2 separate regions of the Homo sapiens genome follow, and region 2 is linked to region 1. The links are chromatin contacts, found by Hi-C or POLR2A ChIA-PET in ENCODE. All regions are on one chromosome and are shown on one strand. Each heading gives the region's core, a stretch centred on a gene start or an enhancer-like site at or near the end of the contact. The rest is flanking DNA. Distances are from core to core; before and after follow the strand shown.

Evidence for each region. A loop is a pair of places that touch in the nucleus more often than their neighbours do. ChIA-PET counts read pairs that join two places held with the same protein, here RNA polymerase II (POLR2A). Pooled maps may share reads with other maps.
Region 2: a loop to region 1 is called in a pooled map, with 5 times the contacts of the local background. The contact joins two enhancer-like sites. A Hi-C loop is called at or near these places in 7 of 37 single-sample maps with no recorded cell type and 5 of 50 pooled maps. POLR2A ChIA-PET finds 5 or more read pairs at or near these places in 3 of 52 experiments (AG04450, CD4-positive, alpha-beta T cell and activated CD4-positive, alpha-beta T cell).

The regions. Positions count from the first base shown.
Region 1 is chr16:11,171,962-11,178,733 of GRCh38, reverse strand. CLEC16A (C-type lectin domain containing 16A) reads right to left here. Exons shown (of 24, transcript NM_015226.3): 24 at 1-399. The coding sequence ends at 44. Among named protein-coding and RNA genes, the nearest start is that of SOCS1, 81 kb to the left of the region's middle. RefSeq lists an enhancer at 4,047-4,560. Within about 2 kb of position 3,292, at least 2 of the 41 ENCODE cell types and tissues checked have a DNase peak (open chromatin) inside an H3K27ac peak, as active enhancers do.
Region 2 is chr16:11,325,550-11,332,321 of GRCh38, reverse strand. The region is part of intron 1 of LOC105371082 (a long non-coding RNA gene); the gene reads right to left. Among named protein-coding and RNA genes, the nearest start is that of RMI2, 17 kb to the left of the region's middle. RefSeq lists enhancers at 2,859-3,638, 3,697-3,746, 4,637-4,696, 4,757-4,826, 4,917-4,976 and 1 more. Within about 2 kb of position 3,666, at least 20 of the 41 ENCODE cell types and tissues checked have a DNase peak (open chromatin) inside an H3K27ac peak, as active enhancers do.

The DNA of each region.
Region 1 (6,772 bases), core at 2,043-4,542:
TACCAGCGGGGCCACACACACAAAGGGAGGCCCCGGCACTGACTCAGTCCTCAGCGGTGCCCACAGGCTCAGCACATGCAGCCTCTTCGCCCACGGGCTCTGTGCAGGCGGCAGCCGGCGTGGACAGCGGGGGCATGCCGGTGAGGCTGCGGAGGCTGTGGGGGTCAACTGGGGGGACAAGGGTCAGCGATTCGACGCTCAGCGTGTCAGCCGTGTCCTCGCAGAGCAGGGAAATGGTGGGCTGCCGGGCAGGGACGAGGCTGGGGGACAGGCTGGCTGTCTCCACGGCTGCGCTCCTGGCCACGTTCTTGCTGGGCTTAGAGTCTGCTTCCGTTTCGTTGACGATTACCAACTGGTCAGGAAGGTGAGGCTTAGGCAGTTCTGGACTCATGGGGGCATCTGGATTGGGGGAGAAAAACCGGAAACACACTGAGCCCTTGAGACACCCCGTCGCACTGCGCCCTGTGCTCCCATCCTGAACCGCGGCCCTGGTGAGCTAGGTGGGAGGTGGCTGGCTGGCGTGAGGGCTCAGCGTGGCTCCACTCACTCCTTTTGGGGACACAGAACCTGCAAAATCCAGTCTGACTTAGGCCTGGGGAAAATACAGCAGGGCCTAGGGTTACCCTGACTTGTGATATGAGGGGAAAATTCAGGGCCTGTGCAAAATCAGCATGTGGCTTATGAAAGCACAGTTCCTGGGTGCAGAGACCCAGCTGACAGGCTTTATGTGTGGGCAAATCTCAGGCCTGCCTGATGATAAATACTTGTTTGGGAAGTAAATGGGCTTGGGTGTGCTCGTAATATCAGGCCATTTCCAGAGTATACATTTGATGACATTTACCCAAGAGGGAACCCACTGCAATATTAAAAAAAAAAAAAAAGGAAATTCTGTAGAACTTTTCAGCTTGCAAAACCAAAACAAAACCTTGGCCTGTCTCCTCCTCCTCCTCCTCAAAGTGCTGAGCCAGCACCCACCAAGGGGCTGCTGTGGTTCCTCAGGCCATTATTGTCCCGAGCTTCCCGGCAGGGGCCACTGAGAAACCACGCCAGGACAAGGCAGGTGAGGTTCCACCCAACGCAGTTATTCTTGGAGCAGCAATTTCTTTCCTTGGTGCTTTTTTTTTTTTTTTTCTTTTGGCGGAGTCTCACTCTGTTGCCCAGGCTGGAGTGCAGTGGCATGATCTTGGCTCTCTGCAACTTCCACCTCCCGGGGTCAAGTGATTCTCGTGCCTCAGCCTCCCGAGTAGCTGTGATTACAGGCATCTGCCACCACATCCGGCTAATTTTTGTATTTTTGTAGAGATGAGGTTTCACCATGTTGGCCAGGCTGGTTTCAAACTCCTGACCTCAAGTGATCCGCCCGCCTCGGCCTCCCAAAGTGCTGGGATTACAGGCATGAGCCACCGTGCCCGGCCCTTTTCAAAATCCTACAGACACATGCTGGCCCATTTGCCTTCCAGTGATGAGCCTGCCTGAACAGAAACACCAGATGCAGCTGGAATTCATTGTGGAAAACATCTTCCAGCACTTCAGATGCCGGGTGTTTAAAAACATTGAGAAGAAGACAGTGGGCATCCTGCTTGGAGGCAAATTCTCATTTGCACAGAGCTGGGGGTCCCCAAGCCATGGCGGGAGGTGCTGACGATGCTATATCGAGCTAAGAGTCTGACAGCAGCCTGGGACCCGGGAAGCATGGTAGAATTTTTTTTTGTTCAACGTGATTCCAGTTTAGTTTTTTATTTTCTCTTTTAAGTCAGGCCAAAATAAAACAGAAGAGCAAATGGAACATAAAGCAAAATAATGGAAAAACAAAGAACGAAATAAAAGCAGGCAGCATATAGAAAGGGAAGAGGGAGAGGAAGAGAGCTCCCATCACGGAGCGAAAGCACGAGAGACAGACTGGATTTCAAAGCACACACCGGCATTTCTCCCCACAAGACTCTGGGCAAGATGAACTCTAAAAGGTCACAATTCATTTCATTTCTTTTGTTTTTTTGAGACAGGGTCTCACTCTGTCACCCAGGCTGGAGTGCAGTGGCATGATCATAGCTCACTGCAGCCTCAACCTTCTGGACTCAAGTGATCCTCCTGCTTCGGCCTCCTGAGTAGCTGGGACTACAGGCCCGTGTCACCACACCTGGCTAATTTTTAAAGTTTTTTGTAGAGACGGGGTCTCATTACGTTGCCCAGGCTGGTATGGAACTCCTGGGCTCAAGCAATCCTTCTGCTTTGGCCTCTTAAAGTGCTGGGATGTGCACAGGTGTGAACCACCGTGCCCAGCCCAATTAATTTCTTCCTAATGTCTTTTTTAAAAGAGAGAGAGAGAGAGAGAGATCTAGAGGAAACCACTGCATGAGGCTTTGGTCCTCGCTCTGGGAGGGTGGCAATGGGCATCGGTGAACACTAGTGGAAAAAGTGATTTGAGGTGTGATCTGAGCCCAGAAATGCTGAGTAAACACTACATGCGAATTCTGGTTTCTTTGAATTTCAACTGATTTGCTCCATTCAGTAAGGATGGCTTGCGGTGCTGGGCTGGTTTCAGCTCAGGCGTGCGCCCTGACCTAGCACGATCTGCCTGCTGTTCCTCAGAACCTGTGGTTCCCTGAGCAGTGCTCACCTGCTCTGGTGGCCTCTGCCCTTGCTTCGAATGGGCATGAGCAGACCTGTGACAAACTCACACACATGTGGATCCACACATAAATTTTGCTGCTGAGGAGGCAGTTTAGAAATGACTAATTCCCCAAATGGCACTGTCCTACCATCTGGAGACAAAGTAGCCAAGCGTTACCTTCACGTTTTCTTAAAATTTCGATGTAAGTGTTTTCTCTCTTTGCTCAAGTCTGCATTTGCATGCAGATATTCAAAGAAGCTGGCCAACTTCGTTCCCTGCTCCTTAATGGGGTGTTTGGTTATGAGAATAATCAGGGATGTGGAAACCTTGTAGGCAAATATATCAAAAAGAGCAAACCAACTAACAATAGCATGCGCACAGAACTGATTTCTTCTTCAGGAAAAGGACCAACAATTTTTATTAAAAGGGTTGGTTTCCCCGCTAAAAGTAGCCTCTTTTTAAATAGGGAAAAAATAACCTCTTCTTACCCATCACCTATGACATGGCCTTGTTGTTGTTTAAGAACTGCTTCCTGAACTTGATCTACAAGGGTATCCAACCAAGGCAGGTGAAAAAGGAGAACTCTGCCAGGTTTTCATTGGGGGGAAAATTACCCAGTGAGGACACTTTTTTCTAGTCAAGTGCTGAGCTGCAAAAGTTACTGGTGAAGCCTTGGCTTCATGCCTGCTGGTGTTTTTGAACTCTAGGGCCACAAGTTGAGGCCAGGCTCAGGAAATGAGGGATTTGGAGAAAAGTCTGACTTCCTGGCCACGGGCTGGGGAGACAGAGCCGAGGGGGTAATGGGACATTCAGGAAGGCCACGTTTCCATAAGCAGCGGACAGACATCCCGTGGCTGTGGCCAGTGAGGACACCAAGGCAGCAGGTCCCCCATGTGCCTGGCCAGCACCTCAGAAACTGATCTGCAGGCCTAGGGTGGGGCCTTAACACATCCTTGTCAAGCAAATGGTGACTTCCAGCAAAAACTTGGATTTGTTGTGCTGGGCTGGGAAAAGGTGGGGCTGAGTGTTGTGGGGAAGAAAAGGATGGTACCTGTAGAGCAAGTGGAGGGCAAAGCTCAGAGAAAATAGGATTTCAACACAAAAGAAGGCAAAGGCTCCCAGCAGACAAGCGCAACGGCCAATGGAGAAAAGCGCATCAGAAACCACAGAAGAAGCGTCATAGGGGAGGCAGCAGGGATGGCCCCGACAGCGAGCCAGGCTGCTGGGTGGTGGCCCATGGATCAGCCTCACTGCTGTGTGGGTGCCACTCAGAAAGGGAGATGGTGGGGCCACATCCATCCATGTGTCTATGAGGGAAATGGCTCTTGGCTTCCGGTCAAAACAGGACTGAATTTGCCACTTATCTTAGATCAAGACTAGGGGAAGAAAGGAAAAAAGAAATGAGGAGACTTCTTGGTTGCTTTCTACAAATTCTCACTTTGCCAGCCAACTGCCGCCCAACCCCCATGGCCTAAACTGGGGGGACCCCTGGGGGACTTGGCAGGAGCATCTGCTTCTGGCCCGGGCCGAGCCTGACACTGGTGCACATGTCACAGAGAAGGACAGCGTTTCCAGGCTGTACAGGTCTGGCTCAGAAGGACTGTCGCGAAGGTGAAGGACTGTCGCGAAGGTCAAGGGCCGGGGATCTGGTCTTCACATGAGGTGAGGCCAGACAGGGAGCAGGGAGAACCAACTTTGGGGGAAAATGGGGAAGTGCCGCCTTGGCAAATGGCTCTGTGCTCAGGCCCAGCTTGGCCCACCTTGCCAGCGCGGACCCTGCCGACTGTGGAAATGCAGCGTGGCGAGTGGACGTCGCGGCCCGAGCGGCTCACAGGGGAGACCTGCCTGAATTGACTGTGCGTGAGGTGCCGTGGCAGCTGCCGTTCGGAGCACTAAACCCAGTGGCCGCCATGACTGTCGGCCTCCGACAGGCTGAACACTCGTCGGCGTCCTTTCCTGCCACTCCTGACTAGAGGGAAAACACAGCGACAGATCATAGAAAGCCTTTAACAATGGGACGGCAGAGGCGACATGGAGGGGACACTGAGCAGCAGCGGACGCTGAGCACTGACGAGGGGCGAGGGTCGTGGGGCAGTGCCCAGCATGGGCTTGTGGCCACCGGTGCATGGGGCGCTGGCCCCCCATGCAGAGAAGACACCCCCCATGCAACCCCCAGGATGAGGCAGGGTCGGGATCGCTGAGAACCAAATTGTTCACTCGTGCAACTTAACCGGGTTAGGGGCAGAGAAGGTGGAGTCCTGTTGGAAAGGAAAGATGGGTTCATCCGCAACATCTGGTCTTGGTCGGAAGCCTCAGGGGACGGAAGAACAGAATCACCTGTCAGTTTTAGACATGGCCCAGGAGTCAGGACACGAAAACCCGGCATCCTCAGGACAGTGTGAGGAGGGCAGGGTGTGTGGCTGGAGGACTGGCATCAAACCAGCTAAGTGAATCAAGCAGATTTCTGACCCCAAGTGAGGAGGTTCTTGGTGTCACACGCTGACGCCAACAGCACAGCTCCGAGTCCTGAGAAAGCTCAGATGCTCGAGGCGCTCCACGAGCCTCTCCACGAGCCTCTCCCTCAGCCACCTAACTGGGCAGCGACTTGGTGACCCGTGCCTTTGAAAAATCAAGACTGAACCACAGCAGGAGAGCGGAGACCAGGTGCCAGGTGGCCGAGTGGGGCTTCTAATTGGCTGAAATAAAAACGTCGGGAGCATCTCACTGCGAAGGGAGAAACCACACTCTCGGAGATGAAGGCGGGTGAGCACACAGCTTGAATGTGACGCCATAGAGCACTACAATGTGAAGGTCCTTAGATGCCACTGGACTATACACTGAAAAACGGCGAAAATGGTAGTTTATGTTACCCGTATGTTACCACAATAAAAAAGGATGATGCCACAGAGAAAACTGAGAAAAGGGACGATATCTTACTTGGGGTTTCTGTCCTTAAAACTCCAGCGGGACAGTGGTGACCGAGTTGAGTGGCATGTGGGTGGGTTTCAGGTCATCTGACTCTCAGTTGGCCCAAATGGGAGGTGTGGTGGGGTGAAGGGGGCTCTCTTGGACACAGGCACAGGGGTGGGTCCAGATGGGAGGGAAGCCGGGGAAGCTCCCTGCACTGGGCCGTCAACAGCAGCCAGACCTGTCTTTCTTTCTATAAAACCTCAGGGGACAATCAAGGTGGCCATGACTCATAACCCAATGTGGTTTTGTTTGTTTGTTTGTTTTGAGACAGAGTCCCGCTCTGTTGCCCAGGCTGGAGTACAGTGGCATGATCTCGGCTCACTGCAACCTCTGCCTCCCGGGTTCAAGCAATTCTTCTGCCTCAGCCTCCCGAGTAGCTGGGATTACAGACGCCTACCACCACGCCTGGCTAATTTTTGTATTTTTAGTAGAGATGGGGGTTCACCATGTTGGCCAGGCTGGTCTCGAACTCCTGACCTCACATGATCCACCCGCCTCAGCCTCCCAAAGTGCTGGAATTACAGGCATGAGCCACTGCACTTGGCCGTTTTTGTTTTTTAAAAATGAATGTTTAATTACACCTACTATGTGCTCCCCCAAATTAAAAATAAATAAATAAGCAGGCTGACATTCACACTGTCCTCATTTTTGATCAAACAGTTTTCTGTCTTCCCCAAGGTAGTTCACTTGGAATGTATGTGAACTCCAACTAATCTGGAGCTCAGAGGTGTGAGTGGGCTATTTAAGGAACTCACTGTAGGTCAGAGTTCTTATCTGAGGAGATGGTTTTCCTATCGGCATCTCACTCAGAGTGTGTGTGTGTATGTGACTGTGTGCATCTATGTGTGAGTGTGTATGTGTAGGTGCAGGTATGTGTGTGTGACCACGTACATACATTTGTATGCGTGTGACTGTATGAGTGTGTGCATGTATGTGAATGTGGCTGTGTATGTGAGTGTGACTATGTAAGTCCATTTGTATATGTGTGACTGTGTGAGCATGTGCAGTGGCATGTGTGACTGTGTATGTGTGTGTGACTATGCATGCAAATTTGTGTATGTGAGCATGTGCAGTGGCATGTGTGTGACTGTGTGCATGTATGTGTGTGGGAGTGTGACTATGCATGCACATTTGTAAGTGTGAGTGTGTGTATGCCCTGGTATGTGTGTGATTGTGTATGTGTGGGAGTGT
Region 2 (6,772 bases), core at 2,417-4,916, 150 kb before region 1:
AGAGCTGGGATTATAGGTGTGAACCACCATGCCTGGACACGTAACCTCATTTAAGCCTCCTGATCACTCTGTACAGCAGATACAATGATTGTACCCATTTTACAGATGAAGAAACTGAGGTTCAGAGAAGTCAAAGAATGTGCTCAAAATCACACAGCTTGTGCAGGGAAGAACCTGATATGAAACCCTGGCAGGCTGGCTCCAGAGCCTGTGTTCCTAATGTGTTAGGAATGTGTTCTCACTCATTCACACTCAGTCATTCAACAAACACTGGCTACTGGATCAAGGTGGAGGTACATGGGGCTGGCAAGTCAGGAGCTCTGGAGCCAACTGTTTCTCTGCCACTGCCTGGTTGAGTGGCCTTGGGCAAGACACTGTCCCTCTCTGAGCCTCACTTTCCCCTTCTGTGGAATAAAGGGACTGGACCATCCTAACTCATGTTTTTTCTACAGAGAGGACCTCTGTCTACAGCCAGACTTGATAATGAATTCCCCAGGAGTCCAACCTCTGGCCCTAAAAAGGGGGTTCAAGGAAATCCTCATACCCCACCTCTTTCAACAGCACTGGCCAATGGCCCCCATGCTGCAGGTAAAAACATGGCCAAAGATATGGATGAAACAAAATCCAATCCAGCCAGGCACGGTGGCTCACGCCTGTAATCCCAGCACTTTGGGAGGCCGAGACGGGCGGATCACGAAGTCAGGAGATCGAGACCATCCTGGCTAACACGGTGAAACCCCGTCCCTACTAAAAATACAAAAAAAATAGCCGGGCATGGTGGTGGGCGCCTGGAGTCCCAGCTACTCGGGAGGCTGAGGCAGGAGAATAGTGTGAACCTGGGAGGCGGAGTTTGCAGTGAGCCGAGATTGCGCCACTGTACTCCAGCCTGGGCGACAGAGCGAGACTCCGTCTCAAAAAAAAAAAAAAAAAGAAAAAGAAAAAAAAATTCCAACCCAAAAACAAAAGGCAACATTTATTGAGCACTTACTCTGTGCCTTATGTGTCTCATTCATCCTCACAATAACCCAATGGAGTTGGCACTGTTCTTATACCCATTTTACAGAAGTGGGAGATTGAGGTCTACAGAGATTTAACTTACCCAGGTCAAACAGAGCAGAATCACATCCGCTCACCATACAACCCAGCGTTTCCACTTCTGGGTGTCTAACCTAGAGAAATAAAAACTTAGATTCAAGGCTGAGTGTGGCATCTCACGCCTGTAGTCCTAGAACTTTGGGAGGTCGAGGTGGGAGGATCACTTAACCCCTGAGGTCAAGGGGGCAGTGAGCTATGATCACACTACTGCACTCCAGCCTGGGCAACACAGCAAGACCCTATGTCAAAAAGAAAAGAAAACTTACATTCACACAAAAACCTATACATAGATGTTGAGGGCAGTCTATTCATCATCACCCCAAACTGGAGACAACCCAATTTAACAGAGGAATTTAACAAGCTGTGGTACATCCACACCATAAACTACTACTCAGCAGTGAAAAGGTGTGGACTACCGATACAACCAGCAACTTGGATGAATCTCAAATACTTGGTGTTGGGCAAAAGAAGCCAGACCCAAAAGTACACATCTACAGGATTCCATTCATCTGACATTTGGGCATAGCTACAACTCTAGGGACAGAAAACAGACCAGTGATTGTCAGGGGCTGGGAGCAGGGGAGGGGATGATGACAAAAGGGTAGCAAGTGGGAATTTTTTGGAGGGATGAAATTATTTTGTGTACTGGTTGTGGTGGTGGTTAGATGACTCTCAGCTGTGTCAAAATTTAGAGAATGGGGGGCTGGGCGCAGTGGCTCACACCTGTAACCCCAGCACTTTGGGAGGCTGAGGTGGGTGGATCACTTGAGGTCAAGAGTTCGAGATTAGCCTGGCCAACATGGCAAAACCCTGTCTCTTCCAAAAAATACAAAACTTAGCCAGGCATGGTGGTGGACACATGTAGTCCCAGCTACTTAGGAGGCTAAGGTGGGAGAATCGCTTGAACCTGGGAGGCGGAGGTAGCAATGAGCTGAGATCATGCCACTACACTCCAGCCCGGTCAACAGAGTGAGTCTCTGCATTAAAAAAAAAAAAAAAAAAAAATATATATATATATATATATATACACACACACATATATATAGAATGGCACATACATACCCAGAACAGAATCCCAGCCCCGTGCAAATGACAACTTGTCACAGGTGGTGGCCCAGCTGGAAAATATTTGTTTCTTCTTCAGGGACTTCAGTCAAGAAAGCCCAGTAGTACCTAAGTTAACTACCAAGGAGAAGAGGGAGTAGAGAATGACTGCTTAATGGATACAGAGTTTCCTTTGGGAATGATGAAAATGTTTTCCAACTAAAGAGAGGTGGTAGTTGCACAACGCTGTAAATGTACTAAGCACCACTGAATTGTTCATTTCAAATTAGTTAATTTTATGTTACGTGAATTTCACTTCCATTTATTAAAAATAGGTTCCAGGCCAGGCTCACGCCTATAATCCCAACATTTTGGGAGGCCAAAGCGGGAGGATCGCTTGAGCCCAGGAGTTCAAGACCAGGCTGGGTAACAGGGAGACCCCCGTCTCTACAAAAAATTAAAAAATTAGCTGGGCATGGTGTTGTGTGCCTGTAGTCCCAGCTACTTGGGAGGCTGAGGTGGTAGGATCACTTGAGCCTAGGAAGTCGAGGCTGCAGTGAGCTGTGATCATGCCACTGCACTGCAGCTTGGATGACAGAGCAAGACCCTGTCTCTAAAAAAAATAAGTAAATAAAAAAGGTTCGACTCCCCCCTCAAAAATAGTATCCAGGGATAACTGTGCCCTAAATCTACCCCCAAGAAATTCAGGCCCTTTGAGAGGTTAAGTAACTTACTCAATGCCTCACAGCCAGGAAGAGGTTGACCCTGAAATCAGCCTGCCTCCAAAGCTCCAGTTCTTTCTACTGGAGACGGGAGAAAATGGGTTAAATATCACTCATCCCTTTCTCTCCAGGGAATTCCTCAGGAATTCCTTTCCCCTGGAGCAGTGTGACTTTATTTACATAAAAACTCTTCCAGGGACAGAAACAAGAAATGCAGACCAGTACCAGTATATTGTTGTACCTGTAACAGACCCTTTTTCTCAAAATAACCGCAATTCTGTGAAAGTGGAAGTGTTCTAGAAAATCGAGACAGAGCATCACTCCACGTGTTTGCACAGAAAGAAACAAACCTTCTGAGCAGTGCGCTGAATCCAAACGCCTGATTTCACAGGGAAGGAAGGAAAAGCGGGGTACATGAGACGTTGAAATGCACCCCCCAGGGCAGTAGGGGCATTTTTTTGAGTGAGTTTGGGATGGGGTTAGGTGGGAGGCAGGGGGATGGACAAAATGAACACCTGCCAAAGCCCCAAAGCAGTTTCTCCAACCCAGAATGCCCTGACCACCAGTGAGGGGTAGTTTCCCAACTGTCCTGGTATGAGGTTTTCTGGGGGGCCTGACCTTCATTCGAAGTTCAATGAAGCACACAGCGCCCCTGCATCAGAGATTGCTTCTGAGGGACTCAAACCTCAGCCTTGCAAAACAGCGACACTTGAGTGAACCCAGCTGGAGACAAAGGAAGTGTGAGTCAGCCCAAGAATTTCTTTTAAAAGGCCGAGTGAAGGAGGCCACAGCTGCTGAACTGGAAGACAGAATTTGCATGAGCCTGGGGCTAGGCTCTGGGCACCAACCTCCGGATGTCCTCAGGGATCTGTGAGCAGAGAGGCCTGGCTGCAAAGGGTCTGGAGGACGGCCCTTCTGCTAAGGTGTCCGCTCCCAAGGCAGAGGGCTTGGGGGAGCTGGAGGAGGCTGGGTTCCAGGAGGGGTGGCCAGGTAAGTCCTTGGGCCAGTAGGGAAGAAGTCCAACTGTGTACAAACGTTACCTCTGAGCCACACCACTACCCTGCCAGGAGGTTTGATGTGGTCCCATTTTACAGAGGGGAAGACTGAGTCTGATTTCTTCACTCAACAAGTGCTCACTGAATGCCTGGGATGCAGCGGTGAACAAAACCAACAAAAGACCCTGCTTTTATGGAGTTTATAATCTGGTGAAGGATGGGGAGAGAGCAAGAGACAATTTCGGGTGCTAAGCACATGCAGATGAAGAAAATAAACCAGGAGGGGTGGGGAGAGGGGCTTATCTGCACAGGCTCCCTCAGCTGAGACCTGAATGACAGAAGGGGCTGGTGGGCTGGGGAAGGGCCACTCCCACCAGAGGGAATGGCGAATGCTAAGGCCCTGCAGCGGGAGCGACCCTGTGTGTATGAGGAACAGAAAGGCCAGTATGGGTGCGCAGTGATGGGGGAGCAGTCAGTGATGCAGTCAAGAGGTCGGTGAGGCAAGATCAGGTAGAGACTCACAGGCCACTTAAAGGAATTTGGATTTTGCTTTAAATGTACCAGGAATGCGCATTTTTGAGGGGAGGGGTGGGGAGAGACAGAGAGAGGAGGCTGGGCACAGTGGCTCACATCTGTAATCTCAGCACTTTAGGATGCCAAAGTGGGAGGATCACTTGAGGTCAGGAAACCAGCCTGGCCAACATGTCAAAACCCCGTCTCTACCAAAAATACAAAAATTAGCCGGGCGTGGTAGTGGGTGGCCTATAAACCCATCTACTTGAGAGGCTGGGGCAGGAGAATCACTTGAGCCCGGGAGGTGGTTGCACTCCAGCCTGCGCAACAGAGGGAGATTCCATCTCAAAAAAAAAAAAAGAGAGAGAGAAAGAGAAAGAGAGAGACATGACCTGATTTTCGTTTTCAGTAGACGCCCCTGGCCGCCGCGTGGAGACTGGGCTGTGGGGGCAGAGGAGTGGAGAGACTAGCCAGGAGGCTGCAGCTGCGGTTTCACTCTACTCCCCACGGCCCGATGAGGGGAGACAAAGACAGAACTCAAGGATGGACTTGGTTTGGGACTTGAGCGACTGGGTCCATGCAGGTGTCCTTGCCTGAGGCAAGGATGGTTTGAGCCAGGGCACCCAGCCGGAGCTGGCTAGACTCCCTTTCTCCCGTGCCGCCCACCCCACAGAAGGCCCGGAGCGTTCATGCTGGCATTCAGGGACCTCCACACCCCTCCCTCCTCTTGCCTCTCCATTTTGACCTCACGCTGCTCCCCATGGCCACAGAGCTCTTGTCTCTCTCTCCTGACATGCCATGCTCAGTCCCAGCTCCAGACCTTTGCTCACGCTGCTCCTGCCTGAGGGCCCTTCCTCCTCCCTTGGCCTGAGTGGAGGCCTGAGAAGGGCTTTATAGAGCAGTGGCTCTCAAGCTAGCACCTGCCTGGATTTGAATTCCAGCACGACCACCTCCTAGCATGTGATCCTAAGCACGTTCCTTAACAGGACTCAATTTCTTCATCTGCCAAGTAAGAGTGAAAATATAAGTGCTGACCATGTGGGGTAGTTGCAGGATTAAAGAAGAAGCACTCATTCGTTTCACTCTGGGAACAAGAGAAATGTCAACCTGGTTAGCCAGTGTTACTTCCTAGTGGCACAGAAATGGCATGAGGGACTGGGCACGGGGGCCCACGCCTGTAATCCCAGCACTTTGGGAGGCTGAGGTGGGAGGATTACTTGAGCTCAGGAATTCGAGACCAGCCTGGGCAACACAGGGAAACCCTGTTTCTAGAAAAAATTAAAAAATTAGCCAGGTGTGGTGGTGCACACCTGTGGTCCCAGCTACTCTGGAGGCTGAGGTGGGAGGATCACTTGAGCCTGAGAGGTTGAAGCTGCAGTAAGTGGTGATTGCACCACTGCACTCCACCTGGGCAACACAGCAAGACCCTGTCTCAAAAAATAAAATATAAAATAAAAAATTTTTTAAAGCCTGGAGAAGCAACCGCTCTTTACTATCGCATATGGCTATATGGAAAGGGAAAAGGCTCTGGCCCACCGGGAGGGCTGTCTCCTTCATGGCCAAGTCTCCAGAGCCTCCCAGTGTCTACCCACTGGACAGAGGAACGGCCACAAGCACGCAATCATCCCTGCCCCCTGCAAGGACTTCCTACTCAGCTTTTACAGGAAGGGACTCGAAGCCAAGAGTGACACAGTGGATACACCATGGGTGGTTCCTTCCCAAGTCTTTCTGGCCAGCAGGGCCCTGGTGACATCTGAGATACTGGGTAGAGACTCATGTTTCGCTTGAAATGCAACAGGGACTCTTTGGAGGGTTTTCAGAGAGACAGAGGAGAGGCGTGATCTGATTTTCACCTTCAGTAGAATGAAAGTGAACCCACATTTCCCAGGGCAGCTCTACCCTGGCCAGTCCCAGTAATGTGACTTCCCTCAGACTCCCATGGGTGGCTTCATGCCGCAGATGCCAGGGATGGTGGGGCCTGCGGCCAGCTGGGGGCCGGGTGTCCTGCCTTCACCTACATCCCCTCTACACCCTGCAACCAGAGGCTTGAAAAGGGGAAGCCATAAGTCAGATCAAGCCTAGGCTGTGGTGCCCACTGCCACTGCTGTGGGATGTCTGCTGGAAGATGAGACCATGAGGTTTACAGGAATTGGAGCCTCTGACTAGCACTGAATGTGAAAGCAAAACTCACACGCATGCACACTCAGGCTATTGCAGACACAAGCAGACACATGGCGGCACATTCACTCCCATACACATAAGCATATATACACGCACATACACACACATGCATGTGTGTGCATGACTGCATACACAGGTGTGCATACACTCATCCACTCATGCATACACTCTGAGGCGCAGGCACACATACGCATGCACACAGACACAAAGGCTCCCAGACCC